5 separate regions of the Homo sapiens genome follow, and regions 1, 2, 3 and 5 are each linked to region 4. A link is a loop called in an ENCODE intact Hi-C map of the cell type or tissue named here. Cell type or tissue: A673. All regions are shown on one strand. Links, peaks and the distances in the headings refer to the core of each region. The heading gives the core; the rest is flanking DNA.

What was found. A loop is a pair of places that touch in the nucleus more often than their neighbours do. Peaks named below come from ENCODE experiments on the same cell type or tissue, not always from the same donor. Only the 100,000 strongest peaks of a DNase experiment are listed, where the experiment ranks them.
Region 1: a loop joins it to region 4, with 4 times the contacts of the local background. A loop is called at or near these places in 6 of 110 quality-filtered maps.
Region 2: a loop joins it to region 4, with 2.4 times the contacts of the local background. A loop is called at or near these places in 4 of 110 quality-filtered maps.
Region 3: it touches region 4 in a loop (6-fold over the local background); 61 of 110 quality-filtered maps call a loop at or near these places.
Region 5: a loop joins it to region 4, with 7 times the contacts of the local background. A loop is called at or near these places in 7 of 110 quality-filtered maps.

What each region holds. Positions count from the first base shown.
Region 1 is chr18:34,220,562-34,226,996 of GRCh38, reverse strand. It overlaps NOL4 (nucleolar protein 4), which reads left to right and starts at 2,084. Exons shown (of 11, transcript NM_003787.5): 1 at 2,084-4,007. The coding sequence starts at 3,744. RefSeq lists an enhancer at 4,349-4,850. In A673, for the core only: CTCF peaks have their summits at 1,853 and 3,387; DNase peaks (open chromatin) are centred at 2,076, 4,066, 4,316 and 4,836; H3K4me3 peaks cover 3,571 bases; H3K27ac peaks cover 2,615 bases; H3K27me3 peaks cover 583 bases.
Region 2 is chr18:34,627,712-34,634,146 of GRCh38, reverse strand. It overlaps a transcript of DTNA not described here. Among named protein-coding and RNA genes, the nearest start is that of DTNA, 79 kb to the left of the region's middle. In A673, for the core only: no CTCF peak of the experiment used is centred there; a DNase peak (open chromatin) is centred at 2,866.
Region 3 is chr18:34,319,856-34,326,290 of GRCh38, reverse strand. The region is part of intron 1 of LOC124904280 (a long non-coding RNA gene); the gene reads left to right. Among named protein-coding and RNA genes, the nearest start is that of NOL4, 98 kb to the right of the region's middle. RefSeq lists an enhancer at 3,818-3,877. In A673, for the core only: a CTCF peak has its summit at 3,409 (motif pointing right); a DNase peak (open chromatin) is centred at 3,410.
Region 4 is chr18:34,120,346-34,126,780 of GRCh38, reverse strand. All of the region lies in intron 2 of NOL4 (nucleolar protein 4), which reads left to right. Among named protein-coding and RNA genes, the nearest start is that of NOL4, 100 kb to the left of the region's middle. In A673, for the core only: a CTCF peak has its summit at 3,872 (motif pointing left); DNase peaks (open chromatin) are centred at 3,880, 5,180 and 5,480; H3K4me3 peaks cover 1,483 bases; H3K27ac peaks cover 1,651 bases.
Region 5 is chr18:33,835,796-33,842,230 of GRCh38, reverse strand. No RefSeq gene overlaps it. Among named protein-coding and RNA genes, the nearest start is that of ASXL3, 260 kb to the right of the region's middle. RefSeq lists an enhancer at 4,475-5,418. In A673, for the core only: CTCF peaks have their summits at 2,390 and 2,596 (motif pointing left); DNase peaks (open chromatin) are centred at 2,570 and 5,440; H3K4me3 peaks cover 247 bases.

The DNA of each region.
Region 1 (6,435 bases), core at 666-5,665, 100 kb before region 4:
ACTAATAATGGGTGCAAGTACAGAGCATATTACACTTTGGGTTCCACTGAAAACAAGAGAATCTGCAGGGCTCTGAGACTTAGGACCCTTGAAATCTTTGAACCCTGTATTCCTTTCCTCCAATGCAAACAGTCTTTCAGTAGTTAATCATTTACCTTTTCTTCTTAAAAAGAATGTATTTCATATAATCTATTTCATTTTGTGGGGTTTTTGTGCTTGTATATCAAATCTAGTGAATACAAGTGGGGGTTGATGACATATTTATCTTCTGGGAGTTCTGTATGTCTAGGGTGTTCTAGTTGCTATGCATTAGGGTGTCAAGTATAGTTATAAATACAATGAACACATGTGTGTGTGGTAAAGCCCTGTCATTTCCTTAAGACGGGGGACCAACTTCAACCAAACACTACCCAGCAAAAGCCAACAAGAATGGACAAAGATTATGCCTACCTTCTTCCTTCCTTCCCTTACTCTTGTTCTCCTTCTTTCATTAATTTATTAACTCAATTTATTAAGCACTTACTGTGCACATTGTTCATTGCACAAAACAAGAAAAAAGACATAAACTTTCAAGGGTTTTCCAATTAAGATTTTATTTGACCAACAAAACATACTCATATGAAAATATAAATAAGGTAAAAGGAGCAGTGTAGTCATTATGATCTAAAACAATATTTTTCAAATTGTAGGTTGCCAGTCATTCTTTGCTGGGTCATAAAATAAATTTTTTTGGTTGGGACTATACTTTACCAAATAATAATAACAAAATCAACAGGAGAGAAAAAGGCAAATATCAGTGTATATTGCAGGTAATAAAATAGATGTTTTCATAAAATTTTTGCAGAACAAATGTATGTATGCACTACATGTCAATGTAAAGTGTATGGCTTACTACAAGACAGGGCTAAAAAATGTTTGAAAGACACAATACAGATGATTATAGAAGAAAGTTAATATTAAGTTGAATGATTAAGGAAGGTTTTTGGAGGCTGAAAGTACATAAATAAAGCTTAGAGGGGATGGGATGCCTTTTTAGATGAAAAGCTGCATAAAATAGTTCTATAATTGTGAACTATAACCATATGAGAAAGTGAATTCTATAGAACCAGCTTATTCTTGAATGACTACCCCAGGACCAATTATCTTTCCAGAAACTTCCAGGAAACACATGACCAATATCTAACTAAATTGAGCTCTGATGCCACAAAGGGAAACTTAACAGAGTTGCTCCTGTGAAGTATACCCCACTAGAAGGGTGGTTCAGGATATCTTCTGTCCAATTGCGTGTTTCAAATATTTATGTATTTAAGATATTAAGATTTTTTTAATGTGAAATATCTAAAGATTCACCTCAATAAATTGAAAGTGATATTTTTCCCCTGAGTCCCTTGTATTAGATTCACTTGTGACTTCATTGGACAGTGTCTTCTCTGAGCTCTATGGTCTAATACGTATTGAACAAAAATTCAAGGACTCAACAACTGATTTATTTTAGCATTTCTTTTTAATACAAAAGAAGGAAATAAAAGAATAAAAGCAGTCGGGGTGGCCTCTGGAGAAGGGGAGCTGTTGTTGCAGGAATCTTGCAAGTTAATGAGAATTCACCCGGGACTCAAGAGGGATGGAGAGAGGGGGAGAAAGGAGATGGGGGAATGGGGTGGGGGGATAAAAACTCTTCCTTTGCAGCTGGCCCTTTCCCTCATTTGTTGCTCCAATAAGCAGTAATTAGGTCCTGAGCTAATGGTGTCAGCTGATCTGCTGTTTTTAGGCTAGACCCAGAGGAATCTCCATGGAAACCCTGCTGGAGTCGTCCCCCCACCTGGATGCTGCGTGCTCCTTTCTGCCACCTGGCTGCCGCCGGGCCCGCTGCTACCTCCTTCTGCCTCTAACCTGCAGCCTGCAGCATGCGCACTGCCCCCGGGATCCCTAAATGGGACAATTCTGCCCGTGACGTCAGCGCCCAGCCGTCTCCACAGAAACTTTTGTCCCATTGGCCAATCAGAGAGCTTGGAAGGGGCCGGGGAGGGTGGGGGAAGGAGAGGGGAGTGGGAGGGGTGGGGGTGAGGGGAGAGGCGAGAGGTTTAGCGTGTGGAGCTGCCTGCGCTCCGCCCGGGCTGTCAGTCCCGGCTCCAGCCGCCGCGAGACCTTCCCGGAGACGCGCGCACACACAGCGCACCCCCTGCACACCGCACACCCTCGCTCCCTTGCTCACACACACGCACACACTCAGCCTGGCCGAGCAGGAGCCACTGACCATTTTGCAAGTGTCAGGACCAGCTACAGCGCGGTGGGCGCAAACATCCCGCTTTCCCTTTCCGGGATTTAGTCTGGGAGACGACGACGAGGGAAGAAGGTGGGCTCGGACGCAGCCCAGGCGCCGGGCACTGGTCGGGCCGTTTTCCTGGCAGAGCCGCTCCCCGGGACGGGCGCGGGCCTCGGGTGAGAGTAGAATAAAGAGGAGCGGCCGCAGCCGCCGCGCGAGGAGGATGGGAACTCCCCTATTTCCAGCTCTGGAAACAAATGGATGGAAGTCCTGAATGGAGCAACTGCTGACTTCATCTGCTTGGAAAAATAGTCCAGAGGAACTCATATTTGGCTACTCAGAGCAGTGGAGGGGGTGTCCATGACGTGGCAGGGGGAAAATAGACAACTGAAACCTCCCGTGTGAACTGCAAACTGTGACCAAGCAAGGGGAAAATGATCTTTCTGTATATATTTTAATTTCGTGCAAAGGTTTTCAAGCATCTGTATCCTAAACTTACTTCTATGTCTTGTTCAGCAGAAACCAGAGGAGTCCTGTCTGGGGGTCCCATCATTATTCGGGATACCCGCCGCCAGCGGCCTGCCTTCGGTTACCCACATCCCCCTGGAACGGATATCTGTTTGGGGCACTACAATCTATCCTGTAGAACTATGGCCAAATCTCCATCAATGCTTTGCTAATTTCTGGGACTTAACTCGTAGAATCTACATACAGGGCTGGAATTTATTCAAAATGCATCTGAAGAAATGACATTTTAAACCGTTTTAAAAAATATCTTGATAAAAAATTCTGTAAAACAGAATTTGATAGGTTTAAAAACATGACAGGTAAGAACTTTCTCTTTCTAGTCCCTTAACACCCGTCGTGGGGAAGGTCAAAGCAGGACCCAGGAGGAAGGAGAGATCCGGGACCCGTGTGCCCTTCGGGGCTCAAAGGCGCTGGGCGGGCGGCTGCTTTCGGGAGAGGCGCAGCCCTCACTCCTGGACCACGGGGCCAGTGGCTGGGGAAGCTTCTGGGGCGCGCGCGGGGAGGCGGCGCTGCGCTCCACCTGCCCAGCCCCGGACGCAGCCCGGGGGCGAGGCGTCTAGGGACCACCCCAATTCAATATTGGGATTTTTAATAAACCAAGGAATGGGATTTTAATTATTGAAAACCCAGCTCCTCTGGGCCAGAATGGTGTTGGGATGGTCCTGGTCACAAAATATTAAAGAGACCGACCGCTAAGGGAACAGGAAAAACGTCCGAGACAGCCGTTGCAATTACGAATGGACCAGACTTGGTAGCACGGGGCATTGATTGCTGGTGCCCAACCGGACCCTCCTCCCCTCTTCCCATCCCTTCCCCCACCCAAAGCAGGCTCCCGCTGCGGCCGGGACCTCGCATCCCTGCAACGTGGCCGGGGCTGCATTTTTCATGAGCCTAGGGTGAACAGGTGCGAAGTGCGCTGGGAGCATCCGGCCAGCGGCCGAGCGCGGGGAACATGGAGAGCGAGCGCGACATGTACCGCCAGTTCCAGGACTGGTGCCTCAGGACTTACGGGGACTCAGGCAAGACCAAGACGGTGACCCGTAAAAAATACGAACGGATCGTCCAGCTCCTCAATGGCTCCGAGTCGAGCTCCACGGACAACGCCAAATTTAAATTCTGGGTCAAATCGAAGGGCTTCCAGCTGGGCCAGCCGGACGAGGTCCGCGGGGGAGGCGGCGGCGCCAAGCAAGTGCTCTACGTGCCTGTCAAGACCACGGTGAGTGACTCGCCTTCCTCTGTTATTTGTCTGCCGGAGCAGCCCGGCGGGGAGGGAGGAAGGAGAGAGGCGGGAGAGAGGGGGAGCCGTGAGCCGCCGTTGGCTCGTGTGCCCCCTACCTTCCTCAACCCCCTCCCCAAGTCGTCCCCACTCGCATTAGCCAGGCGCGTTTTCCCCACTGTACAGTCTTTGTGGTCCTTTATTTTAAAGCGGCAGCGCACCTCCAGAGCTGGCCTCCCTCCCCGCCTCGGGTTCCCGGACCGGCTGCAGGAGCTTCCTTCCCCGGGTCGGGCGGCGGCGTCTGGCGTCCTCGGGCTGGGCCATTGTCCCATGTCCTTCTCTGGGCGCCTGGCGCGTGTCCCACCGCCGCCACCGCGCCTAAAGGCCAGGCTGGAAGCCCGGCCGCACGCTCTGAGAGCAGACGAGTCTGATCGATAGTCTACAGTGTCTCCTTATTGGCATAAAGCCCGAATGTAGCGCTAGCGGTGGATGTGGGGTTTTCCCCAGGACACTGTCAGGTTTTATCGTTAGATCGCTGCCCGGGAGGCACGGGGCAGCCCGAATGCCTCGATCACTCCCAGAGATCGTTGCCGCGACTGTTGAGATTGTAGATAAGGTCCTGGAGATTCCTCCTCCCCGCCCCCCCATTCCCTTCCTCACTTCCCTCTTCCACAAATAAAGCCGCAGCTAGAAGATGAACAACAAAGAAAGATGGGTTTAGGCGCTATCGAATGGTGTGTGTATTTGTTCCTTTTTCTGGGGTGGCTCTAGTCTCATGGCCACAAAGCTCTAGCCCAGGCGCCGCGAGGCACTGGCATTGAGAGCCCAATGCATCTCAGCCTCACGCTGCAGAAGCCAGTGGGGCTGGGGAGCCGCAGCAGCGTCGATTTTCTTCACAAGAAGATGGGAACTGTGGGCTACAAGTAGGATGGCAGATCTGATGCAGGAGACCTTTCTGCATCATGCCACGGTGGGTACTCGCCTGGAGTAGGGATGGGGGAGGCTATCTGGCATCCTTTGTATTTTTGCCTCGCTTTGGGGTTTCTTGAGCATTTCTTCCTTTCCCCCCTCCTGTACTGGCAACTGTTTCCCGGTGCAGTATTCCTGGAGGATGCTAGAAAGGAGACGCTTTGAAAGCTATTCTATCTCTAATGGAGGTATATTATATTGAATTGAAAATATGTGCATGAAAAGTTTTTTTTAAAGCATTATTTGGAAGGGTCTTTTAGGTTTGGAAATCAGTTTATGGTTTCCTGAGATTAATTAGAAATAGTTGTTTGAAGGATGTATATTTATTTTAGAATTTATATAGAAATTGGGAACCAAAAGTAAAAGTGAAATGGAAACACATATAAAAGTTCTGTGGTGGTTTTTTTTTTTTTTTTAACAATGTACTATTGTTGGGAGATTTCTAAGAGTTGGACCTATAAAGGTGTCTTCTCCTTTAGCATGTGGCACTACTAAAGACAATGGTGAGATTATTGTCTGGCTTTCCTAAATAATGAGGACTAGATTGGCATGATTTAGAACTGAGGTTTATTTACATCTGGATGAGCCAGAAATCTGATATACAGAATGAAGTGCTTTGATTAATTTGTATTGGGAATAATATCAAGAAATGATGTAGAAAAATAATTTATTGTTAGAATTCAAAACATAAACATGCATTTTCCTTTGGACAAAACTGAGCTAACTGAATGGATAAAATCATTTAAGATATCTTTACTTAAGGTATTATTTCATAATATCATGTATGTTTTAAAGAAACACTGTTAGTTGGGAAGTTTATTTTTCATTCCTTTTATGTTAAACTTAGGTCCCTCTAACTGTCAGATAGCTTCACGTGGATATTGGTACAATGAGTTTATACTCATATGGATTTGACTACACCCACTATATGTGTTAACATATGTGTCCTTTTAAAGGATTGACTATTTTAAATAACATAAATTCTGAACAATTTTAGAGATACTAAGATCATCATAAATGTCAGTTATTCAAACTAGCATTCACGCATTCATATACCACTATTTTCAGTCAAAAATTTATGCAGAATAGCTAAAGAATTACTGCTAAGACATCTAGTATAGAGTGACAACTTCAGGGATAATATTAAAGTAACACGTGTTTATTCAGTAAAGATTCCATATATTTATGGGAGAGAATATAATTCATCAGGTGATTGTTAGATAATGGTTCTCATGTAGTATTTAAGAGCTCTGCTTTTCATTCAAGCCTGTTTTGAAATATTGAAGAGGTTTTTAATTTATGAACTCGTCTATTGCTCTTTATAAAATTTTTATACTGCTCCCGACATAGAATTATAGGCTCCTCCTTCTCTGAGAGACAGCCAATCATCATTTCAATGAGTTAAAAAATAAAGGATCCCCTTTTATCATGTGTTTCCCTACATTTCAAATTATTCCTT
Region 2 (6,435 bases), core at 757-5,756, 510 kb before region 4:
TGAAAGACAAACATCTCTAGAGGTTTTATCTTCCAAATCTCAACCTCAAATCCAAAAAGTGACTTAAAATACACCAGATAGATATGCACTATGTTTTCTTTCCTTTTTGGGCTGGGGGCTTGAGGAAGCACATCTGTTTTCTCCTGTAATACTATTAACTACCAGCTATTGGTTATCTACTATGTGCTGCAAAACGTACTGTAGATTTCCCATGTTATCTCAATCCATTAAATTGATATTATTCCTACTTAAGCCCACAGAAACCAATTTTGATGATGCCCAAACAGTTGATTGAAGTTTTAAGAAAGGTATGTTCTGTTTTCCCATTTACTCTTTTTCCTTAGGCTGGAAACTCAGGAGACTGTTCACTACTCTACAGTCCTTCAGGCATGGATATCCTTGGGCTGGCCCCATTCTTAGCAATTAATGTTAGGTGGTCAGACAGGGTAGTAGAAATGTGGCATGTGTGTGAGTGTGTGTGTGTTCCACAAAACATACCATACTTAAAAGTGAGAGGAACCCTTTGAGTGTATGACCTGTTAGTACTGTGTGTATTCAGTTTTCTGCATACCACCTGGCCCTCTGCCATCCCGACCTGCCTGCTTTTCTGTTTCTCTGCTTGCAATTTTTCCACTTCATTGAAAATTAGCATGTCTTGTAACATCCCTTATTCAGTTCTTTTCTTATGGCTTTCTTACTATAATAGATCTTTATATTTCCCTTCATTGTATAATTAAACCTAACATTTATTCAAGCAATACTATTAAAAATTTTTTAAAGTTTCTTACTGTTTTATGTTTTCCTTGATGTCTGATATTGCAACATCATAGCTTTGACATTAATTACTATAAATATGCTGTATTTCACCGACTTTAGATTTCAAATGAGATTTTGTGGGCTGGGCAGAGCACCAGACCTCTCTAGCATTGTATTCTGAGTTCCAAATAATTAACTCACACTGGACTTTTGAAACTCACCAAAGGCTGTAAAGAATTGTCTTAATCCAGATATCAGAATAGTTACCATTGATTCATCACAAGGAAGATACATTAACTTAATGTTCTAGATCTTCCTTGTTCATCAAATATGGCTCTGGAATGAGACTACCTGGATTCAAATACTGGTTTTACCATTTACTAACTTTCAGAATTTTTTTAATCCTCTCTATGTCTCAGTTTTGTTAGCTGTAAAATAGGGATAATAATAGCACCACAAAGAATAAAAATGAATGATAATCTGGTATATAACATAACAAAGGATATACTAACTCTTAATTTAGCAAATTATTGTTGTTAATTGCAGGTGGACTAGCTTAACAGAAAAAGAAAATCTCATTTTATTGATGAAAATGAAAATAAGGATTAATATATTTTTAAAAGTGAGTTGAAAAACAAGAGAAAATCTTTAGTGAATTAAAATTAAGATTTCTGTATAAAAGTTTGTAGCAAATGCTGAAGTTCCCAGATAAAAATCTTTGCTTCTAAAGCTCTTAGGATGAACAATTAGGATAAGCTACAGTTGGCATATTTTACAGGAACAAAATTTACCGGTAAAGGGCTGAATGATTTCTGAAACAGCTGAGAAATCCCGCTGATAGAAAGATTCTCCCTGACAGGGGACAAGAGTTCAAGCTGTGTTCTGGCATTTTCTGCAGAGGGCTTTTCCAAAATAGCACTAGGGAACTGTTAAATAAGGCACCATGCCCAGCGTTATATAGAAACCTACAACAAAGCACAGCAGCATCATTTGCAGCCACCACATTTGAAAGAGCTGAAATGCAATGGGAACCACTTGACTTGCTTGCTAAATGATCCTCCCCTTAAATCACCATTAACATAGGGGAACATAAGCTTCATGTACTGGTGAGGAAAAGTTGACACAAAATGTCCCATACGTATGAGCCATTTATGTCTGTGGCACCATACAAGGAGAAGGAAAAGCATGATGTCCTGTAATCTGCTTCTGGTGCCAAGGGATTTATAAATCCATTTTGTGAAGTTTACATTACAAATGGATTAAATTCTATTAATTTAATTTAAATGGATTAATTTAAATGGATTAAAGAAAAACAGAAATAAATTATATTTTCTTTAACTAAAAGCATATTAAATTGAAAATGTTATGAGACACCAAGATAATAATTTTTTAAAATGAAGTCCATGAGAATGGTGCAAAGTAGTATGCAAAAAACTTATCTGCCAAATGGAGAATTGTGAAACTCCCGATAGAAGTATAGCTCACTAAATTTGAGGAGAACCCAGTGGTTTCATTGTATTGACATAATTGCAGATCATATCTATAAGCTCTTCTGTGCACAGTGACTCTTGGGTGATGAACAAGTTTGCACATGGGAGTCCTTGGTACACAGTTCAGGGTAGGAGTGTAAACAGACTCTTTGTAGCTCAATTTCCATGTGGTAACAGTTCCTTGTTATTGACCAACTCTGAAATCATGTTATCTTCATCAAATCTCTATTGCTACTATTAGATGAATTAGCAGATGAATTAAAAGAATGTGCTTTATGGATTATTTTCATGACTACGTCATTGTATTTAGATCTTTTAATCACTTTGCTTCTTAAAACTATTTGCTTTTTTGTTTTCTGCAACATCCTTTCCTGCTCATTAAATACTTGGACTCTCAGGTAGATCTCTTTCAAATATCAACAGTGACACTTGCTATAAGTAACCTTTTAGAATCTCAGTTTTCTCAATTTAAAAATAGTGATAAAAATCATGTCTCCTCATTGAGTTATTGTGAAATTAAAATTGGAATAATAAAAATAACTGTTAATCCTTATATAGGGCTTTCTATGAGTCAGACATTGCCTTAAATGATCCATTAACCATTTTAGGCTTCATGCCAACTCTATAAATTTGGCACTTTTATTATCCTCAAGCCATAGCAGCACAGAGTGCTTAAGTAATTTGGTAATGGCTATAGCTACTAAGTGGTAGAATTATAATCTGAACCCAAGCGCTACGTGTGCTTTAAACCCCTCTACTATAATGCATATAAAATGCATAGCAAAACTACTTGGTAATAATAAGCACTCAATATATGTTAGCTAGTATTATTGTTTAAATCATTTTCATTTGTAACCATTACTTCCTTCTCTGGCCCTGTGATTGACTCTGTGTCTCCTAGCCATGCCTATGATGTTGAGGTCCTTCAGTCATTTATCCTTTCTTTTCCTAATTCTACACACTCTCCCTGGGTAGTTTCATCTACTCTCTTAACTTCAATAACATTTATATGCTGATGATTTCACAGCTTTATCTTTTACTCTGGCTATTCTTCTGAATTCCAAACACATATATCTACCTTTTTTTTTTGACAGTTTGGCTTAATAATACCTGAAATTTATCATTTATCTGCTCCACCTTCCAGCTGCATGAACAGAGCTACAATCCAATTATTCTCCCAAGCTAGCCACTTTGGAGTCAGCCTCTACTTCTTGCTCCTCTCTAAATCCAAGAGGTTATTACATCTTCCCGATTTTATCTCACTCATGTCTCAGGAAACTGACACTCTTTACCTCCTGTGCTACTGCCTCTATCCAGGCTTCCAGGAACCTCTTCGCTCCAAATAAAATGAACTTTCCACTGATCTCTTTGCTACTAGTCTCCCCTTTCAAATCCTTTCCATCACTATTCCCAACTCTTCATTTTCTTATCGCTGACTAACCCTCACAGTAACCCTGTAACATAATGTATGATTATTACAGAGTAAAATGATCATACACTGCATGTGATTAGCAGCTAAGGCTTAGAGTTAGTATCAGTTATTTCATTTATGATTTTATGAATTCAGGAGAATTGGGTTATTCAATATTATGATGTGGCTGGGCGGTGGGCTGCCTGAAGTGGAATAGAGAAGATGAATAGAGAAGTCAGGGAAGCCAAGGCCCTATAAGCTCTCCTTTTCATAAATCACCCGCCCAGACGTGAAGTCACTTAAGATGATGGCAGTTGCTAGGGTTGTGATTAAAAAAAAATGTACTGGCTTCTGAACTCTTCAACAAGTAGGTTTACAGTGGTGATAACTGAGGTAGAGAGAAGTGAAGGTGGACACCATATATCCCAAAAAGAGATATTCATCAAGTGATGGTAGAATATGGCCTGGAAACCACTTTGGGGAAGGAGAAAAATGCCAACGACATCATTTAACCCTACGACACAGAGCATGAGATAGAATAAGCAGCTTTCTCTGGACTGGGCTGCTGAGGAAGCATGGAATCAGAGGCCCAGCAGGCATGTATCAAGCCCAGGAGAGGAGAGATGCTCAGTGAAGAGAGTGACAGTATGGAGGATTGCGGGACCAGCAGTCAGTTCAAAATGGACTAAGTTAGGAGGAAGGTGGTTCAGGACATTGTGTCTGGTGGTAGAAGCCCATGAGAAAATGAAGGACTGGGGAGGCTTATATGCTGGGTTGTAGTTGACCACAGGTAACAGGCATAGGTGGCCTGGAGGACTAAAGAGGTTGCAGGTTTTAAACAGCACTTGTCCTGGAAGCCCAGAAGAATGGGCATCTTAGGATTGCCTGAAAATATCTCACTACGACTTGAATTCACTGGTTTTTCTGATGAAATCCTATCCCAGGAGAACAGATAGCATGTTGAGTGAATTCCTGGGACCACTTCTAGATATCTTCCGAGCTAGGGCTGAAAGTACCATATTCATTAGGAATCTGGACAACAATGGCAATAAAATAAAAAGAAAGTAAGATAAAAGGATAAAAAATAAAACCAGTTTTCCCAAGTCTCAACCACACTTACTGGCTCTTTGTACAGTTACTTATGGAAACTCCGTCAGGGCAGACTAACAGAGAACACTTTGGTAAGTATTGCTGTAGTTGAAAGACCTTTTAAGCCAATTTACAATAAGAAAAATTTTCAAGCACTGGGAAAAACCTGGGTTAATTCTTAATATAAATAATGTAGTAAGCTTTTTTGTGTTTTAATTGAAGCTGAAGTTGAGCTGTAGTGAGGATTGTTCTTTATTAATAAAGAAAATAAAAGAGCTTGTGTAAACATAGCAGAGAATTCTTCTAATTGTTAAAATATTTATATGATATGCCATTTCATAATTTAATAAAATATTTGATTATTAAACTCATGAAATTATTTATGCTACTAAGAAGAACGGTTAATGTGGGTACAGTGTTAGATTGAGATAATATCATTTATGGGGAGGAGGCGCTTTGTGAAGTTGGCCCCATTTTCTAGATAAAATTATTAACATTATTTCAGTTAAGAAACATTGTACTGTGAATAGCATGCATTTTAAATGATTTAAACTATGAGTATGGTAGGTATAAGGTGTGTCAACCAGTTTGAAAATATAAGCTTATAAAGTGTGACAAACAAGTTCAAGTAAGAAAAAAAGAATGTACAGAGTTTGTAAGAAATCCAGGCATCCAATAATACTTCACACATACATCTTTCTGCTTTAGCTATATCTTTAGAAACATTGAAACTTGACAATTACAACAAATAAAGTTGTTATGCAGGGAATATGCAATTTTGAAATGCCAGAAGGTTACTAGAAGTTCTCTGATAAGCAATTCTTTGAAAAGGCATCAAGCAAGATTTATCTGGATCAATGAAAAAAATCTCAATAAACATAATGCAATTTGAACATTGTGTAAGTACAGGCCAAGGGATATGAGTCTTTCTTCACAAATGGATCTCTAACCTGATGGCTAGCTTTCTTTATAAAATTGCATGTCATGTCTAAAGATCCTTATGGCAAAACAGGATCAAAAGAAATCACTGTGTCACATGAATATGTGAATCCTTTACCAAATAATTTGAAAACCTTTCAGTAGAACTGATTTAGCACACAGCTATGTTATATCTTCTAACTTCTTACTGTATTAAAAATAAGATGAGTTATAGACGTTGGTTAGCAGAGAGGGAATGCATAAGAAGGATTTTAAGTGGTCTTCATGAAAGCTAGAGAAATGAGTTGTTAAAGAAGCCTCTGAGTGTTTCATAGCTATTGTAGATAACTTGAGTCTTCTTAAGGATTAGAATTCATATTTTAACAAATTTGTGCCAGGCGCAGTGGCTCATGCCTGTAATCCCAGCACTTTGGGAGGCTGAGGCAGAAGTATCACTTGAGGCCAGCAGATGGAGACCAGCCTAGGCAACACAGTGAGATCCCATCTCTACCCCCCAACAACAACAACAATAAACAAACAAAAAAAATTAGCATACAGTCAGACAGAAGGGTGTACCATGGAATTCCTACAAGTAACTAATGTTAGAAGAAATATAAGCAGCACTGGGAAGTCAAAAATTGAATGAAGATTTTTAAAGAAAATCTTTCATATTTTGCCCAGACTTAGCACACATTCAAAAGAGAGGCTGGGCTGTGGGTGGAATTCTCAATAAGCACAGCTGCACTGGCACAATCATGTGCATCATCCTTC
Region 3 (6,435 bases), core at 956-5,955, 200 kb before region 4:
CTGTTTTGGTTACTATTGCCTTATAGTATAGAATAAACACATTTTCTAACAATGCTAGTTACTCTTTAGTGGCTTGTGAAGAATGCTCTAGGATTATAGAAATGATAAGTTGACTAGGAGACTTGGATGGAGTGACTACTTCACCAGAAAAATAATGTTGATATAGACCAGATATCAGCAAACTTTTTTTGTGAAGTGTCAGATAGGAAATATTTTAGGCTCTGTGGCTAGTCTCTGCTGTACGTATTCAACTCTGCAGTCATAGTGCAAAAGCTGTAATAGACAATATAGGAATAAATGAGCATGGCTGTGTTCTAATAAATCTTTATTTGCAAAAAGAGGTAGAGTGGCAGGTCAGATGTGATCCATGGTCACAGTTTGCTGACCCCTAATCTTGATCAGGAAGGATGAGTAAGATCAATGTATTTCAGGCACAAGGGACAGTATGATAAAAGTTCACTAGCAAGAGAGTGTCTGTATCCCTGGATAATAGCAACTGAATATAGCCAGAATAAGGAATGCTGCAAATGAGCTGCACATAAATGATTAAGGCTACATTTGGTAAAGTCTCATATGCCAAAGTAAGAAGTAGGTTTTTACCCTGCAGGGAGTTACAAAATGAGCTTCTGTCCTCTAAAATCTGTATAAATCAACGTGTTCATCTTCCAAAGTCAGTGGTAGAAGAAAGTCTGTTAGAAGAAAAAAACACAAAGTGAATAAAGATTCTTATTTCAGCGTTTTTAATGGCTAGCAGTGGCTACATTTTCTTTTCTTTTTTCCTTTCTTTTTTTTTTTTTTTTTTTTTTTTTTTTTTTTTTTTTTTAAGACAGAGTCTTGCCCTGTCTCCCAGGCTGGAGTGCGGTGGCGTGATCTCGGCTCACTGCAACCTCCGCCTCCTGGGTTCAAGGGATTCTCCTGCCTCAGCCTCCCGACTAGCTGGGATTACAGGCACGCACCACCAATCCCAGTTAATTTTTGTATTTTTAGTAGAGACAGGGTTTTGCTATGTTGGCCAGGCTGGTCTCGAACTCCTGACCTTAAGTGATCCTCCTGCCTTGGCCTCCAAAAGTGCTGGGATTACAGGTGTGAGCCACCAGGCTGTGGCTACATTGTTAAAAACACATTATAACTTTTTTTGTGTACTCTTTTTTCCACACAGCAAGTACCAAGAACCTGACAAAGGCAGCATGCACATGTATCAGTGATATATCCTCTCAGCCTACTTTGTCTTCAGCAGACAATTTACTTTTGTTGCTCACCTAGAAATAATAGGGCATTTGGGAAAATTACTCCTTCTAATGACATTTCTATAGAAATTGGGGAAAAAAGCTGCTGGAAAAAGCAGCACTTAGGTGAAATGCTAAAATAAGTCAAGTACAAAAATGAAAAATCACCCTGTAGCTCAGTATATTTTATAATTTGATATTTCATCACTAAGACAGTTTAAAAAATAATCCTCCAAGACAAAGAATGTTTCAACATCAACTATTAAGCATGTGATACTAAGAGAATAGAAGCTTCTTCTGCTCAGAAATTGTCTGAACCTACCACCAACTGTTTGTAAAGAGGTTTTAAAGCTACCGAATAGCATAGATGTATTATTATAACGAGCTGATTAGATATTTTAATAATCTCTTTTTCAGTATTTTCTAACATAAGAGTAATGTCATTTAGACATCAGTGAGAGAAAAGATCACAATTGTGGAGAAACAAAGTCATCTATGAGAAAAGCCATGGCCTGAGTCAGAAGACTTCCAGTTCTCCTGGCAAGTCTGGCTTTCTCTTTCTCTCTCTCTCTCTCTCTCAGGCCAGAAGATATTCTTTTATTACAATGAACTAGCAATCATGCAATATCAAGAAACAGCCATGAAGGCACCTGCAGTAGGGATTACTGCAGGCCTGTAAATAAGAAGTTTCTTGAGGGGTACAACTGGGTAATTGCTGGGAAGGCAGAAAAATGTGGGGAAGAAATGTTCTGACCTCCTTTATAATTTTCATACAGGTGACAAATTAAGAGGCCAAGGTGACATTTTATAACAACTTTTTTTTTCATTGATTTGGGGCACTGATCAAAACTTCTGCCTCATATATATATATACTGTAAAATAACTGAAAAAAAAAGCAGTCATAAGTCCTCGAAGAAAGGGACATATTTTGGCAAAGAATATTTAAACACATTGTAATTTCTAAAGCAAAATTTGAAAGAGTAAGGAATCTTCAGACACGATATGGGTCTTTTTCATCACAAGCAAGCTCTTTCTTAGCAAGGACACAAAGACAGCACACTGCACAAAAGCAACAGTGACAGCATTAATGATGACTTAATCTCCTTGCAGAAGAGAAAAATCATTTCACCAAGGTGTCCAGAAGGTTTCAGGTCCTTTTTAGGTAGTTTCCCATTGAAATACCTGAATATGCAGCATAAAAACAAAACACAAATATCTTCGGGCCAGAAATGGACCTAAGATACAGTGAAAGCAGATACTGTGTGAGCTTCTGGGAAGCTTATAATATAGTGGCAGGTGACCTCAGTGACTCTGAGATTAAACTTTGATCAGGAGCCCATAGTGGCAGAATGTCCATGGACCAGAAGATCTCAGGCAGCTCAGGATGCTCTGCATCATTCAGTAAGCAGACACTGGGAGTTAGGACATGTATGTGTGCCATACGTTTGGTGCCTAGTGATATCTAGGGATAAACTAGTCCCTGAAATGACACAAAGCACACTTGTCATATGCTGGCTTTTGCCTACCTCCTTGCTATTCTAAGCCTACTTTTGATTTTGTGAACTACCCTTCATTGCATGTAGTCTTGGCCAGACTGTAAGTCAGGGCCCCTGGACAAAGGTTGGTCAGAAGATCAAGAAAAGCTAATCACGCACTCTCTTCCAGAATTTTAACCTAAAGCAGAGTGTTACAAGGACACAACATGATTGAACTCATTATTCGAATTGATGAATGAGATCACCTTTTTTCTATCTGCTCACAAACAGCAACCTCACAACCAAACAAATAATCTAGAAATCCACTAATACCAGCTGATCTCTATGAGGAATTTGCAAAAAAATGTGAGTATTCATGAAGCAGAGCATATACTTTTCTGTTCCTGTGTGCTAGTGTTAGCTCGGTTCTGTTTTTTTAAATAAGGCAATTAAACAAAATAACTTCACTTTAAAAATGACACCAGTGATAACCTTACACAGTTTTAAATGTGAGAGTCATTGTCATACCTTCTAGAAATACGATGATAAAAAAAACAAGGCTATCACCAAACTTTCGAAAACACGCATGATCTTTATTATTAAGTTTTCTGGCTTTTGTCACGATGTACAATTTTTTTCTTGCAATACTTTCTCAGTCTGCAAACCCACTCTAAGCCCGCGTGCGTCCATAAAGACTGCACCACATGGTGGCGCTCTGGTTGTGCCTTAAGTGAAATCGCTAGCGTTTTCTTTTCAAGAAAAGGGTTGATCAAAAAATGAAGTTAAAAATAAAATTCACTACTCAGCTTTCCATGGTCCTAGAAAATAAATATTCTTTTTAATGTTTTCTCTACCTCCTCTCTGCGTCATTCTCCCTCTGGAAAACCTGCAGATGCCCTTTATTTTGGTTCATGCAGTTGGAGCCACCTGGACCCAAGAGTGAAGACCAGGTGGAACCTGTCCGGTTCTGAACAATAAGGAAACTGGTTTAATGATACTCCCAGAGCTTTCTTGTGGCCACCGTTCCCCTCTTGTCCATTCAGAACTCTTGTCATTCTCTCTATAAATGAATCACCGGGGAATTTTCAGCACACCCCAGCTTCCTGACCAACAGCTTGCTCACTTGCTGTAGCCATCTTGAAATAAAATGTACTACTGCGATAAAGAAAAACAAAGTTTAATGGGTAGAGTTCTTGTATGAGGCCATTTAAATTTAGACTCCCAATCTCCACAAAGCAAACAGTCCTGGGGTAGAGAATGCTCTGAAATAGCAGCGTCTTGTTTTGTGTTTTGCCTCCTGGGATCCTCTGTTTTTCCCTTGAGGGAAATTGCCTTAAGGTAGAGAAAGGTCCAGTTCTGCCTACCTGGAGAAAGGCTGACCTGGTGATTTATAGTACATAATTAACAGAAGGTACGTGTACACCGGGGGCCAGTGTACTATCTCAAACTGTGGATGAGAATGACATTTCAGCTGAGCTACATGAAGAGGAAATTATAAGTAGAATGCCTAAGAAGTATTTTTCAATATAAGAAACAACTATTAAATTATCTACTATTTTCTCTAATCATAGAGGTATATTAGATTTCTACTGTTATGTTACAAATTTCCATAACCTTAATGGCTTAAAAATATCCTTTTATGAGTTCACAGTTCCGTAGATCAGAAGTCTGGGAATGGCATGGTGGAATTCTGTGCTCAGATTATCACAGCGTTGACATCAAGATGCTTTCAAGCTCAATGTTTTTGCCAGGATTCATTTCCTTGTGGTCCTATGACTGAGGTCCACATTTTCCTGCTGTCAGCTAGGGGCCACTTTCAGCTCCTAGAAGCCACTCACAATTTCTTGCCATGTGGCTCCTATTGGAAATTCACAGCATAGCGTTGCTTCTTTCCAGGCCCAGAAGAACATGTGTTTCTGACTTCTTCCTCTGTGGCCTGCTTGAGAAAAATAAAAAATCTCTCTGCTTTTAAAGGGCTAATGAGACTGATTAGGTCAGGCCCACCCAGATAATCCCTCCGTTTCTTAAAATTAACTGGCATGGGTCCTTCAGTGGAACTGCAAGACCCCTTCACAGCGAATCCAGATTTGCATTTGATTGAATGACTGGGAGTAGGTGTGGATACCCCAGGGGTCAGCATACTATCTCAAAATAGTGGCTTTCTCATAACTTCATTCCCTTACCCCTGTTCTGATACCAGCATACAGCAAAGCTAAGGAGAGGTCCCCGGTTTACTCTGCCTGAGGAAGGGTTATGGTTTTAGTTCTTAGGCACTCTATTGGTCTGAGTCAGAGGATATAAAGTTAGAGCTGGAACAGACTTTAGAGATGGGTTCAATGTATCTGAGACTGTGAGGAGTTCAGAAACAGCTCAGGGTCACACAGAGGTTGATTGCTGTGGCCAACGCCTTCTACTTTCCCCTGCTAGCCTCTTCCAAGCAGCCAGTGCTGCTCCAAATGGGCTTGTCACCAGGCCCAGGGAACATGAATAAAATAACAATAATTTAGTAAGTTTTCAATAACATTATTCTTGATTTAAATAATCTTCCTTTATTATGTGATCATACTGCCTCCTTTCCCTTTTTTTTTTTTTTTGGTGATGGTGAGGAATGAGCTAGATAGAGCACAGAGAACTGATCTGTGCAGTTATTCCGTAATTCACTTTTTAGCTATAATTTTTTTTTATTTCCAGGTCAGAACTTGGTTGACAAATATGACATCATGTTCTTCAGAATGTGAGAGAATTCCTTTAAAACAGGAAAAAAGAAACCCACATTCAAAATAAAAATAGTATGAGACAACTATATCAAGTGTTTAGTCTGCTTTCTAGTTATTATTGTTCTTAAGAAAATTCCCTGTCTTTAAAATTTTCAATTTATTTTATACCCTCACCCCACCCCTGTATTAATTCCTGTAGTGGTGAAGAAATTTACCACTTAGAAAAGTCAAGTATTATCATTGAAACTCTAGTGACTATCAGGATGAGGCCATAAACCCCATGAATTTCTAATGTATTTTATAACTCTAGCTCCTGTCATGTTTGGAATATACCCTGTGCATGATAATTATTTTTCCTATGGGATTGGTAACTGTATTTGAAAAGACATTAAAAATGAGTGACAATGAAGAAAATGGATAAATATAGAAAAGCTATCATTTAGTGTCTGCCACTACGTGTCACAAGGCACTTTGATACAGTTTCTCTAATTCTCTCATCAACCTGCAAGGCAGATGGTATCGTCTTTACCCCACATATAGATAACAATTTTCAGAGAGATTAAATAACTTGGCCACAGTCAGAAATCTTGGAACTGGCAGAGATGATTTTCAATCTCAGGCTCTATAGTCCAGGTTCATTTTGCTACAGTGTGCATGACCATCCATTCTCCACTTTTGAGCCTGGGCATATATCTTTACCGCTGCATAAGGATAATAATTATATTCAGAGATGACAGATCATACTGTAGCCTACACCCCCTATACCTGGAATGGAGTGGTTCTAGTCTTGATTTTGTCAGTAAGTATGATGAACTTGGGTGAGTAACTTTGTTAAGTTTTCTGAGCCTCAGTTTCCTTGTCTGTACCTGTAAAACCGAGTAGTAGGATTAAACGATTCTCTTTGGTGTCTACTGACTTAAAAGGCTAGTGCCCTTACTTTTAGGTTAACTTTTCATATTTATTTGTGCATTGAATTGCTTATTTACTCACTCCTTTTGCTATTTATTTCTGTGGCTG
Region 4 (6,435 bases), core at 904-5,903:
AAAATTAATGATGTGGCATTATAAAAATAACTTGGGACCCTGTTTTGTCTTCCAGTGTTTAACTTTTCTCAAATTCTGCCAAAACTTCACTTTCTGTGAATACATCACTGTTTTCTGGTTTTCTTTTATCAATTGTATTATATCACAGGGTAAGCGAGTTCAGACACATTTCTTAAATTAGGGACTAATCAAAGGGTTAAGTTTCAAAGCTCTTTCTTGCTACATGTAAAATAAGACTAACTGGTAGAAATCCAGGAACTAAGAGGGAAAGTCAGTGTTATCAATAGAGAAAACAGTCTGCATATATCTATGTATAAACACATACACACATACAACTCATAGTGTGATATTGTAAACTTATATGTATTACTCATATATATAACTGCCAATAATTACATTCAAGTCAGGAGTGGAGAACATATGCTATAGCTAAAAGGAAATAGGCTGGAAGCCAGACTAACGCAGTTTCAAATTTCAAATCTAACACTCATTTCGTATCTGTGCCACTTTTGGCAAATTATTTACTCTTTTTCTTTATATGGTGGATAATGATATACATTGTGTGCTAAAATGAATGAGTTACTATGTGCAAAGTGCTCGGCATATAGTAAACTTGTGATTGGTGTTACTTCTCTCCTTCTTTGTCCAATCACTACTCATGTTTCACGTAGAAGGACAGGCAGCAAAATTAGCATAGCTCTATCATTTACCCTAGTTACAATTATGGATCTAATTTCCTAGGCCCGCTCTAATGCCTCTGTGTTGGTAGACAGGAATAGTAATAACTTCTCATGCAGGCATTTTTTTTTTTTTGGTGCATCCTGTAGATGTCACTATCCCTGGAAGTCCACGGTTTGGGTTTATAAGAAAGCATGAGGAAAGGCCAGAGTTCTTGTGTTTAGGAGCTCTCCTGCCAAATGAAACTCGTGAGAGTTTCAGTTATTTCATTTGCTTTTCCCAAAGATTAAATCTGTTAAACTAATTTCAAATTAATTTTCTGGAAAAAAATAAAATTGTCTCTTTTTTTAAAAAAATGCTTTTAATATGAATGGAATATTCCTTTCCAGAGATATGCTGTAGAATAGTAACATATTCATGTAGAATCTCTACAGCCTTACTCCGAACATTAATAAAGAAAATATTTATACTATCATATCTAGGACACTTAACCTTAAAACCCTAGTTAGCATTATTTTTTGCCTAGTTCTTTTTATAAATATCTATTGGTTCACTGTCTCTATTGCTAAATAGAATATTCTAACTTGCACCAGTTTCTGCTAGTTTGTCATGTAAAAATTCCCAGAATTTTTGTCAACTTATAATGGGACTAATTAACCAAATTTGCAGCCATATGGTGTGGAAAAGTAGCACTAAAGTCAAACTCAAGAATTCTGAACAATTCATGTAGCCTCTTTGTGCATAGGCCACAATTCACTCACATATATGATATAATTCTGTAGTCTAAGACAGAGTTTGTAGAGTTTGCAGATCTTAACAGTATTGAAATAGGGGTTTATCTACATACCTTTTTGATTCATGCCAGGAAGTCTTTGGTCTCAAGCACATTTTCCTTCTGTGTCATAGTGCCTCAAGTTTTACAATTAGAACTCAATCTATTTGGGTTAAACCATTGACCCCTGTATTTTTATATAAAATTCAAATATCATTAGGCAAGAGAAGGTGGAGAATCAATTAAGCTGCCAGCAGTCATTGATACCTTATATGATCATTTAACATACTTGTTTCTGTCTCTCATCTCTAGCTAAATTTAACTTAAGTCAGGAGTGAGATAGAAAGAAAATGTGAGTTATTGGCATAGAGCAATCTATTGACCTCCCAGTTAGCATAGGACCTGTCTGATTTTTTTTTTTTTTTGAGACAGTTTTGCTCTTATTGCCCACACTGGAGTGAAATGGCATGATCTCAGCTCACTGCAACCTCCACCTCCCGAGTTCAAGTGATTCTCCTGCCTCAGCCTCCCAAATTGCTGGAATTACAGGCATTCACCACTATGGCTGGTTAATTTTTTTGTATTTTAAGTAGAGATGGGGTTTCACCATGTTGGTCAGGCTGGTCTCAAACTCCTGACGTCAGGTGATCCGCCTGCCTTGGCCTCCCAAAGTGCTGGGATTACAAGCATGAGCCATCGCATCAAGCCTTGATTCTTATATGAGTCCTAATGTGGCATCACACCTAATAGCGTTTGGTATGTGTTTGACAGTTAGAAGTTAAGAAGCATGTCATCAAGATGAGGAAGAAGTCTCAGCAAACTCCACAGAAAAATCTTTATTTTCAAAAAAAGGGGAACTATGTCTATTCAAAATATTTAAAAATGTTGGAGTATATTTTGAAATAAATGAATATCATTAAATGAAAAACTGAGAATTACATACATTTCTTAGAAAAAAATACTCTCTAGGCACAATTCACTCATAGAATATAAAAATACTGTGTGTTTGAGTCTCTTTCACTTCTTTTTACTATTATGAATTTTTCCCTTTCTTGCCACGGATCTTAGTGCAAGTATAGATTGTCTTTGAAGCAGAGGGGCTAAGAAAATCTCTATCAGGCTTAGAACTTAATTTCATTTCTGTAGCCAAATGCTTTAATGTAGAAAGAAAATTAAGGCAAAATAACACAACAGACAAATATAGGTTCCTGCCTTTTTAATACAGATGCATTGTTTTTTCCCCATTTTATTATTACAAACTAGAGTACCTTAAATAAGCTGCTGTTCTGGATGTCTAACAGAGATAGAAAAACTTTAAATGAACTATTCCAAGTTCAAATTTTTGGTAAACTTTGTCCAGTATTGAACTCATTAATAATTTACACTGTTACACAATAAATTTGTGATCTAGAATTGTATTTTATAGCTAGTTTACCTTAGAGAGTTTATCAGTATAAAATAGCACTCAAATGTAGATATTTTACAGATAATTTTGTTAGGTTATTTTGCTTTATGTCTCTCTATATAAATATAAAATATCTAGATATATCTATAGCTATCTATAGATAAATAGATCTATGTCTTTCTATATCTATATAGACATATATGTATCCATCTATCTCTCTATATATACATATATATCTATTAGATATATAGATACATATCTATATATACATATGTAGGTATATCTCTCTGTATCTATATAGATATAAATATAGAAAGATGTAGATCTATCTCTCTATATATATTCTCATATATATATAGAGAACCATATATATATATATATATATATATATATGGTTATCACATATATAATGATATCTCATTTGAGGTAGAATATAAACACATTACTTTTCACATTGGTTTATTTATCAGTTACACACATACACACACACCCCATATCCACACAAACATATATAGGTTTTACACAAGTGATTTCTAAATATTAGCTACAGCTACTGAATATTATTCAGATTATTGTCAGATGTGTACAACATCTCAGAAGGAAACAGTTAAAAATAATTCAGCATGATAATTAAATTTATTAACTAGCAATCCTAAAACAAAAGAATAGCTTACTGCCATTCATTAAAATTGAATTATATATCTCATATAGGTGTAGTTGCTCACCGCAGTGGCCAGAGTAATACTGCAAATCTGTTAAGATTCAGAAGCTGTCTTCTTGGTAGTGGAGACAAAAAAAAAAAAAAGACGTAAGAGCTTATCCAAAGAAGTTTATCATCAGCTAGTGTCACACACCACATCATCAATAATTTTTATATTAAATTATAATATCCCAGTGAATATTCTTTGAAATATAATTTACCTTTTGGAGAAACTTCATTAGTTGTTTATGACAGCCTAGTAAATTACTACTTTAGTGCTCCCTAGTGGTGAAAAGGAGCCAATGCGGCTTTAAAAAGTAGCTGGTTAATGCCTCCTAGTGGGTGATTCTCACTCAGATCGAGAGGTTTGTTTTCCTTGCTACTCTGATAGTGTAAAAAAAAATAAAATGACCAAATTTCTTAAAGTGCCTGCATGTATGCACCTGTATAAATAACTATATAGGTAATGAATTTGCAATGAGTATAATAGCAAGGAGATGTAAGACATGGGAGACTGGCATGAGATTGTGGAGACAGAATGGTCCAGCTTTGATGCCAACTAGACTTGAGTTTAAATCTTGATAGTGTAAGTTCTACATGTGTGATGTTGGCATGTTATTATTTTGTAGGGTTGTTTTTAGGGCCATAAATAATATAGGTAAAGTTTTAACATAATAATTGCTTCAAACACTATAGATATTATAATAATGTGACTAGAAAGATGGTTTTTTTCTTTTAATATGGAGTTGTTTTTGGGGTAACAGATGTTCTAAATTGCTTTTTTCCCCCTCTTAATCAGGTAATGAAAAGCTTACTTCTTTTTTTGTGTCTACTATTCTCCTTAGTGACCTATGGATAACACCCACCCATGTCTTCATTTATGATTTTCTCATAAATTTGAGAATATTATTAACTAGCTTTATGAGCAGCAGACTTAGTTGTCTTATGATAAGTAAAGAACCAGCTTTTACCTATTTTTATCCATCTATCTCTTCTGCTCCCCATTTCCCCCTCCACCCTCATTTTCCTGGGAATGTCCTCTCAGAGTGAACACTTTCCTCAGCTGAATTTAGTTCTTTGGTTACGGGTGAATTCTGAAAGAAACTGAGTCAGTAACCTAGTTGCTCTTCTGAGAATTTGGAATTTGGAACAGGAAATTTCTATCTTTCTGTGCTTTTTCTTATCAATAGATAATACATAGACGTGATATATTTGGTCAGATATATTCATTAGTGTCTAATTATTTACATAGTCTAAAGTGTTATCTCTCAATTGGGCTATATAGGCCTTAGGGGCAGACAGGTGGCATTGTCCCAAGTACTCCAGGCCTTTTGATATCCCATAATATGTTAACTTTCAGCACCACCAAACCCCAGATACTGTAATAACCAAAATGCCTTCTTGTTCTCTATTTGCAAAAGTCACCTAGTGAGAACAGTAAACACTCCCAGTTGAGAGACATTTTATAAAGGAAACCACATAGCCAGTTCTCTCCTTGGTACCTTTGAAAAATGTGTTTCTTATTTGCCAGTTGTTTAGCAATTCAATAATTCAGACAACTGATTCTGCAACCATAGTGCACTGTCGTCATCTCACAGACTCTGCACTTTGCCTCTTGCATAAATACATGAACGATATGCAAATTACTGGAGTCCCTAACAGAATGAAGTGAAATCTTCGCCGTCTTTCTCTGTCTCCCTAAGATGGCTAATTATTGCCTGCTTTGAGTGGCTACAGCAACTGTATTCTTGGATATGTGTTCAAAAAGAAATGCTTGCTCCCCACAGACCAGCAGTGTGTAAGAAAGGTAAACTTTAACAAGGGGAGTTGCAACAGAAGTCTAGGAGGTTTTGAACATGCCAATGAACTCTAGACCAGAAAAGTGGCATTCTTTGTGGTTCTCCCCTAGGGCCCAAGGGAAATATAAATGTATCATATTACACATACTCTTCAGGAAAAATCAAGACAGGAAGAGGTTTTCCACACTCCCATGTAAGTACTTGTGTCTTTTAATGTAATTCTTCATGTCACAAGTAATTCTATAAACAATGACTTTGCTGAGTTATCTTATTTAATGCAATATTTAGGAATTCTCTTTATTTTATGAATAGTGAACATGTATGAAAAAGATCTTTTTCATTGCCCATCTACTTATTTTTTCATCTAATATAAGAATTCTCTGTTATGACAATCTTTTCCTTAGCAGCCAAATATTCAATCATAAGAAATAACAGCTGAATGTGGTGGCACATGCCTGTGATCTCAGTGCTTTGAAAATTAATTATAATTTAACATAAACCACTTTCTATTTTCTGCTTGATTAACTTCAGTCTACTAATGTATACTGATATAGTACCAAATTCATCTGATGGTGCCCTAGAATGCTGCTACCTGTATATGTTTTCCTCCTCTAGTTTCTTTATATCATATGGTGAAATGCTTTGCCTTCTTTTAAGCTGTTTTTGCCTCTGGTCTAGCACTTGTACCATTTCCCTATCTTTGGAGAATACTGACTTCCTACCTCTGTAGCACATTCACTTTTCATTTCTTTTACTCTGTGTTGAATGCATTTGCCTCAAATCTCCAAATTGTTTTTATCCGTCTGAAAAACTGACTTGAACTATCTAAAAATACTCCTGCCTGCTTTATACCTTCTTCAGATTTGCCTACTTTTATTGTAAATTTGACCACATACTCATCAAATTCTCAGCACCACAAAATAACTTTGGATGGACAGAGTGCATTCCTCTGCTTTAGAACAGTGTTTTTTTATTAGATGTCATAATCCATTTATGACTCATCAAGTTAATTTAGTGGGCTGTGATCACTTTTAAAAATGAAATAGAGAAGAGAATAGAAATGATCAGTTTGATTTTATGA
Region 5 (6,435 bases), core at 596-5,595, 280 kb after region 4:
AGTTCAACATGAACACAAATAAACATGCCAAATCTCGTTTATTCTCTAATTGTAAAATTATACCATTTTAACGCCATTCTGTATCTCTCTGATCCTAAACAATTCTTTATCCTAAAGCAGTATTTCTCACAAAGTGTCAGCTGTATTAATTTTGACTAATATTTTAATTTATTTCCTTTTTGTGTGGGGAAGGCGAGAGAAGAAGTGTGCGATATAAGCACATCTTAATTGTGAAAACAGTTAAGCTTTCTCTCATGACTAGCATAAAACACCCCCGCTCTTCAGCCACAATGAATAGATAGCGCCTAGCACTGTGCCAGACACTGTGGGCTGGGTCAAGCCTCAAGAACAAATTAAGGTAAGACAGCCCAGCAGTCCACAGGCTTTTTCTGTGGGCTTCTACTTCTCTCTCTCCTCATCCTCTCTTATCTCTCTCACTTCCCCAGTGTGCTTCTCTGGGTACTCAGCTGAATATTTCAGGCAATGAGAAGTGTCTGTGGTGGCAGAATTACCGTGTGAAGGCAGGTGATTCTTGCTTCTCCTTCAGAAGAAGGAGCCCTCACTTTCTTTTTTTTTTTTTTCTTTTGAGACGGAGTCTTGCTTTGTCACCCAGGCTGGAACACAGTGGTGCCATCTCGGCTCAGTGCAACCTCTGCTTCCCAAAGCAGCCCTCACTTCCTCACTTTGTGCTAATCCACATCCCCTGATGCCAAACAATTCTTTACCCTGGAGTAGTATTTCTCAGTATCAGCTGGAGGACCTAGGGTGATATGTGTTAAAATTTAGACGCCTGAGGGCCATCACAGCTGTATCTGAAATCAGAGAGGGGGGTAGGTGGGGTGGGGGATGGGCATGATAGTGTAGTTAGGTCACAGCAAGCTCTCATCTAGTAAGCTAAGCTCTCCCAGGTGATGCTGAGGCAACTTGATTGCTTTAGAAGTTCTAACCTGGACCAGAGAAAGGGAAGAGATGGGCCAATAAGTGGACATGTTTGAGGAAAAATTAAGTGATGGCCTGAGAGCCCAGAATTGAGACATGTTCCTAGAAAGTTATTTTGTGGAGAAGCTCTTAGATCCATGGCTCCTACTTTTTCACAAATAAAGCACCCAGCTCTCTCCCTAGAGACCCCACTCTATCCCTTAGCAGCTCTCCTGTGAGGAAAGGATGGCCCAGGCAGTAAATCTCTTCTGGTTTATAACAGAAAACACTGGGTAGTTGGGAGTGTTCCTATCTCTTGGACTGAGTAGAGACATATTTTTGGCACACTGAAAAAGATCAGTAAATGCTTCTTATCACACAATTATTGCTATATTTGGGAGTTAAATTGCATTATAATGTACTCCAATTACTTATACTTTTATCAATATAGTCATAACTATGCATATATTCCGAACAAGGGTCATAAAATTAAGGCCAGTGGACCAAATTTAGCCTGCCTCCCATTATTGTAAATAAAGTTTTATTGGAACACAACCATGCTCATTTATTACATGCTGCTTATAGTTGTTTTCACGCAATAACAGTAGAATTGAGTGAGTAGATACAAGAAAGATGATATGGCCCACAAAACCAAAAATATTTATTATCTGGTCCTTTATAGAAAATGTTTGTCTAGAGGATTATATTATAGATTATAGCTCTCCACCACTACTGTATGCCAGGTACTTTACTTGGCTCCCTTGTGCATTATCTTTAATGTTCTCAATAACCTTCCCAGTTGTTATGATCATGATATTGCAGGGGAAGAGTGTTAGACAGGTCAAGGGATCTGTTTAAAGCAGACATCCGGAATTCAAACAGTACTTTGTTTATGTTTTCTGACTGCGAGTCTTTTATGAGCTGTGCTAGGGATATAATCACCATGTTACACTTTTAATGGGAAAAGTTGTTCTTAGTGCCAAAACATGACCCTAAAAAAATGTGCTATGGGAAAGCAGTCCATATGCAATTTGGGGAACTGACTCTCAGTCCCCAAAGAGTCTTTCCTGATAATCTGGCTACCCCAACATTGTGTACCCTATTTCATTTTTATTCCAGTAATTATAAGTGCTTGAAATTATTTTATTTATTTGGCCATTTCTGTTTGGATTGTTTTTCTCCTCTCAGTGGAATGCAGGATCCTTGCCGGCAGAGTTTCTCTTCCATTTGCATCTGTAGCCCAAGAGCTGGGAGCATGCCAGGCACAAGTGTCACTGTTCAGCAAGCATTTGCTGTGTGGCTCCTCTTAGTTAATAATAAACGTTTATATTGTTTTCTTGTCCTAAAATACAACATCTGAATATAGACTGTAATGCATAGCAAAATTTGTCTTGCTTATTTGCCAACGGTGGAAAATTCTTTTTTGAAATCCTTGGAAGCATTCTAGAGGAGAACTGGGGTAGGTGTTGATTTATTGCAATGCGGTATTTTGAAAATTATCACAATATCTCTTTAGGGGATTCAGTGGAAGAAACCAGGATCATATACACCACGAAAAAAAAACCCAGCTTTTTAATTACTTAAACAGCAACTCGAAATGAGCATGATACTCCTCCTCATTTAACCCCTTAGAAGTGTGAGTTCACAGATTGCTACATCCTGCCCTCTACTGGAAGAGAGAGTAATGACAAACAGGGACTAGCAAAAGAGCACTGAAGCTTTTTTTTTTTTACCAAGAAACACAATTTTTCTTTTTGCTGGAGTAAATTACATGTTACAACTGCTCTTCCCTGCCCCACATTCCTTTCTACTTCCAGAGTAAATAAATAGCAAAGCAAGTGGAGTACAAGATGGCTACCAGTAAAATAAAGAGAAAAGCAAACCTATATATAGGACACGTTTTGAAAACAAAATTAATCTTTTATTTCTGTAGAAGTATTTTTAAAGTGTGATTTGTTTAATAATTAACTCTGCACCTCAGTTCTTATCATCTGACACTCTGTTGAAGAATATAATTGGAAAGGCTATCTAAGTTAAACTTCTAAAAATTAAACTTCTGAAAATTAGAGATAGCATATATTCATATTTACTTGTATTAACTCATATTTAGTGCAATATCTTTAACTTTTAATTCATAGAGTAAATGTCATGTCTGATATAATAAATATAATAATAAAATATATAAAGTCCCTGATTTTAAAAATGCATATTGTATAAGATACTAAGTTTCTTTTATAGAGAAGACTGATTAGTTACACCTGACCTTAATGTTTTCTTCTGGCCTCATGTGTCCCTTCCAGTTTCACAACTCACCCTACCAAACCTCACGTGTATGTCAAGATAAAGCAAGCTATCCCTACCCCATTACCCTGCGCTTACTTAGATAAGAACACCATCCTATAAACCAGCATACTGACCTCTACCAGTATATAATTTTTTTCTTTAATCAACAATATGCCCTACATCTTTTAAAGCATTAGCTAAATAAGCCAACTATACACTGATTTGAAGCAGGTGCTTCCAAAATCTCGCTTAAAACATCTAATATGAGCAAGACAGGTTAACTGAGATATCTTCCAGTACCTTTAAATTCTGACCCTGTGCTAAGTTCCAACACCACAAAACAAAGTGTCTATGTCTCCGAACTGTAGGTTAATGCTCTCTCTCTAAAGGAGTAACAAAAGAATTTGCTTGTAAAGAATGTATCATTTCTTTGGGAAAACCAGCATCATATTTTTGATTTCCATGTTTCCATTACATTACCAAGTCCACGGCTCTACCAAGTAAGGTTATCTTAGAATCAGGGCAAGGAAAAGCTTTTATCTATTGGTGAACTCTTAGTAGATAGCAAGAAGAACCATTATGGTTAATAGCATAAACCATAGAGTCACATTGCCTAAATTCAGATTCCAACTCTCTCTTGTACCATGTTACCTTGAGCTAGTTATGTTAACTTCCTTTGTCTTAGTTTCCTCATCTGTAAAATGTGGGTGTCAATAGTACCTGCCTCATAGGGCAATTGTGAAAGTAAAAGAAGTTCATATGTTAAAAAGTCCCTTGGAACCAGACTTGGCACACAGCCTTTGAGAGATGTCAGCTGCAACCCAAATTTGTTTCTGCATCCTACCCTGTTGACAGAAGGCTCAGAGCTACATGTCAATTCTTTCGCTGTAACTGATTCCAGACACCTGCTTCTTCTTTCTCTCTCTTCCTCAATTTACTTATTTATTATAATTGCTCTGTTTCATATCATTTTTATTAATATAAGCTGATGAACTATTTTAAGGAAATGAACAAGAATGAAATTATTTATTAGGTGGACTAAACTGAACTTGGCCTCTTTGGTCAATTATTTCAGTCCAGATTACTTAATTTTCTGCTTTATAAAATACTCCTAAATTAGGTCACATCAATTTCAGAAAGCACGTCTTAGAATATGACATCTTCCATGTGCAAGAAAATCCAGAATTTAAAAAAAAATCTTGTCTTCATATGAGACTTCTTGGATGACATATAGGTGTTAACGGTTTAATACATGCATATAAAGAGGTACCTCTTAACATGTCAAATATGTTGATAGGTTTCCATGCTCATTAAGACTCACATGGATAAGGAATGGAGCAAAGAGCAGCTATACTCTACTGGCACTGTGCTGGGAATAATTTGAAATCAAGCTTCTCTTCTGCAAAGCCCAATTCTAGTTAAAAGGTGCAAGAGGGAAATCAGTACAGAGTGCAAGTTCATCAGAACAGGTTGATCTGGTTTGCTGGAGACTCTTAGAAGCCTCCTGGGAGAAATGGGGATAAAAGTTGTTGAAATAGATAGATAACTCCAGGACTTAAGCTCTCAAACACAAATGATGAACAAAGACCAGCTTTACCTCCTGGAGAGTGCCTTCTCCAAATAAATGCAGGTAACTCATCAAAGCCTCTGCCCTGAGTACTTAATTGCTGGAGAGGGAACATTTGGGCTGCATAACAAAAAGCATTACTTTTATTTTCTCAGATCAGCCTTAAGAAAGTGTCCCAAGTTTCAAAGGGAAAGTACCTGAGACAGACATAGTAAGTTGATAAAGAGTTGTAATAAAAGAGGCATCAGAAATTGAGGCAACAAGGCTGTTTTATTGGAGATATTGAGTGGGGATGGCAATGGGATTAGTAATAGAGAAAGAAAGCAAAAAAGCATACATTATCCCTGTTGACTATCAGCAAACTGAATGTGGCTCAGAATACCAGTCAGGAATACCCACAGGGTAAGAAATGTGTTTTAAGAGTGGAAAGAAAAGAAAAATCAAGTCTTGGGATGCCAGTGGCTTCACTTTTGGTAGTTCAGAGACAAACTCTAATATTCTTTGTCAACTCAAAAATGATGAGGTTCATACATTTGGAAAGGAGAGCTTTAATTCTCATAAAGTGTTGCAGCCCCCAGGGTAGCCATTCTGACAGTCGGGGAAGTGTAGCCTCTGGCCAGAAGCCAGAAACAGATACACTGGGGCTCAGCCAACTAGAACAGGGATTTATGCTGAATGAGGTGGGCAAATATACATATTCAATCGTCTATAGAAGGAGTCATGAATATTTATGAATGGAGAAACATGTGAATGTACAACTGGGCTTCATGTCTCTACCAAGGGTAGAGTATTTGGCCCTCTGATGTCGAAAAGTGAAGCGGAAGAGAGGAAAGTTTTTGCTGTGCATCCTCTGAAGACTGGTCAGAACTACTGCTTCCTTGGTGGTCTCTTATCAAGAAGAAAGGCTGGTTGGTTAGTGTGCCAAAACTGCAAAAGGAGGGGCAGTAGCCAAGCGGTTGGTTGATATCCACAGTGGAATCTCTTGAAAAGGGCTGGTTTCTGCTTAGCTTTTAGGGAAGAAAACCTCATGTCAACTAGGGAGTGAGGGGAGATAACAAGGTGTGTGGGACTTCCCATTCTGTCATGGCCATGAACTCGGTTTTAAGGTTTTTCTTGTGTCCCTTCGGCCAAAGGTTGGTCGTTGGGGGCGGGGGGTCTGTATAGTTGGTCCTGGGGCTGATAATTTTATTTTTATTTATCATCCTTGTTATTTTTCCCTCTTCAGTGGTGAAAGCTGGAATGGTAAGTGCTATAAAGAGGGGTAAAAAAGATATGCCTCACAGGACTCATTTGTTAGAAGAAGAGGCAGTCTGCGATGTAAAGTCAGCAATCCCCACTTGTAAATGTTATTTGTGCCCCACACCACACTGAAGCAGGACTCAGTACCTCTTCTCACAACCCAGGAGGAAATCTCTAAAACCAAAATTTTAATTGTAATCATATTTTACAGTCTCATTTGGAATATGGGAACAAGGGGAAGTTAGATCACAGAATTACCGACAAAATACTTAAAAGTTTTAACCAGATATGCCTGTTTTTTTTTCATTCCTCTTTCCCTATACTATCAACAGTGTGGTTTTAATCTTCCTAACTTCACTAAATTTTGTCTCCTCTCTCCTGGATTTCCCTCTCAAACCTCAAGTGTCTCTACTATTTATGGATCGAAC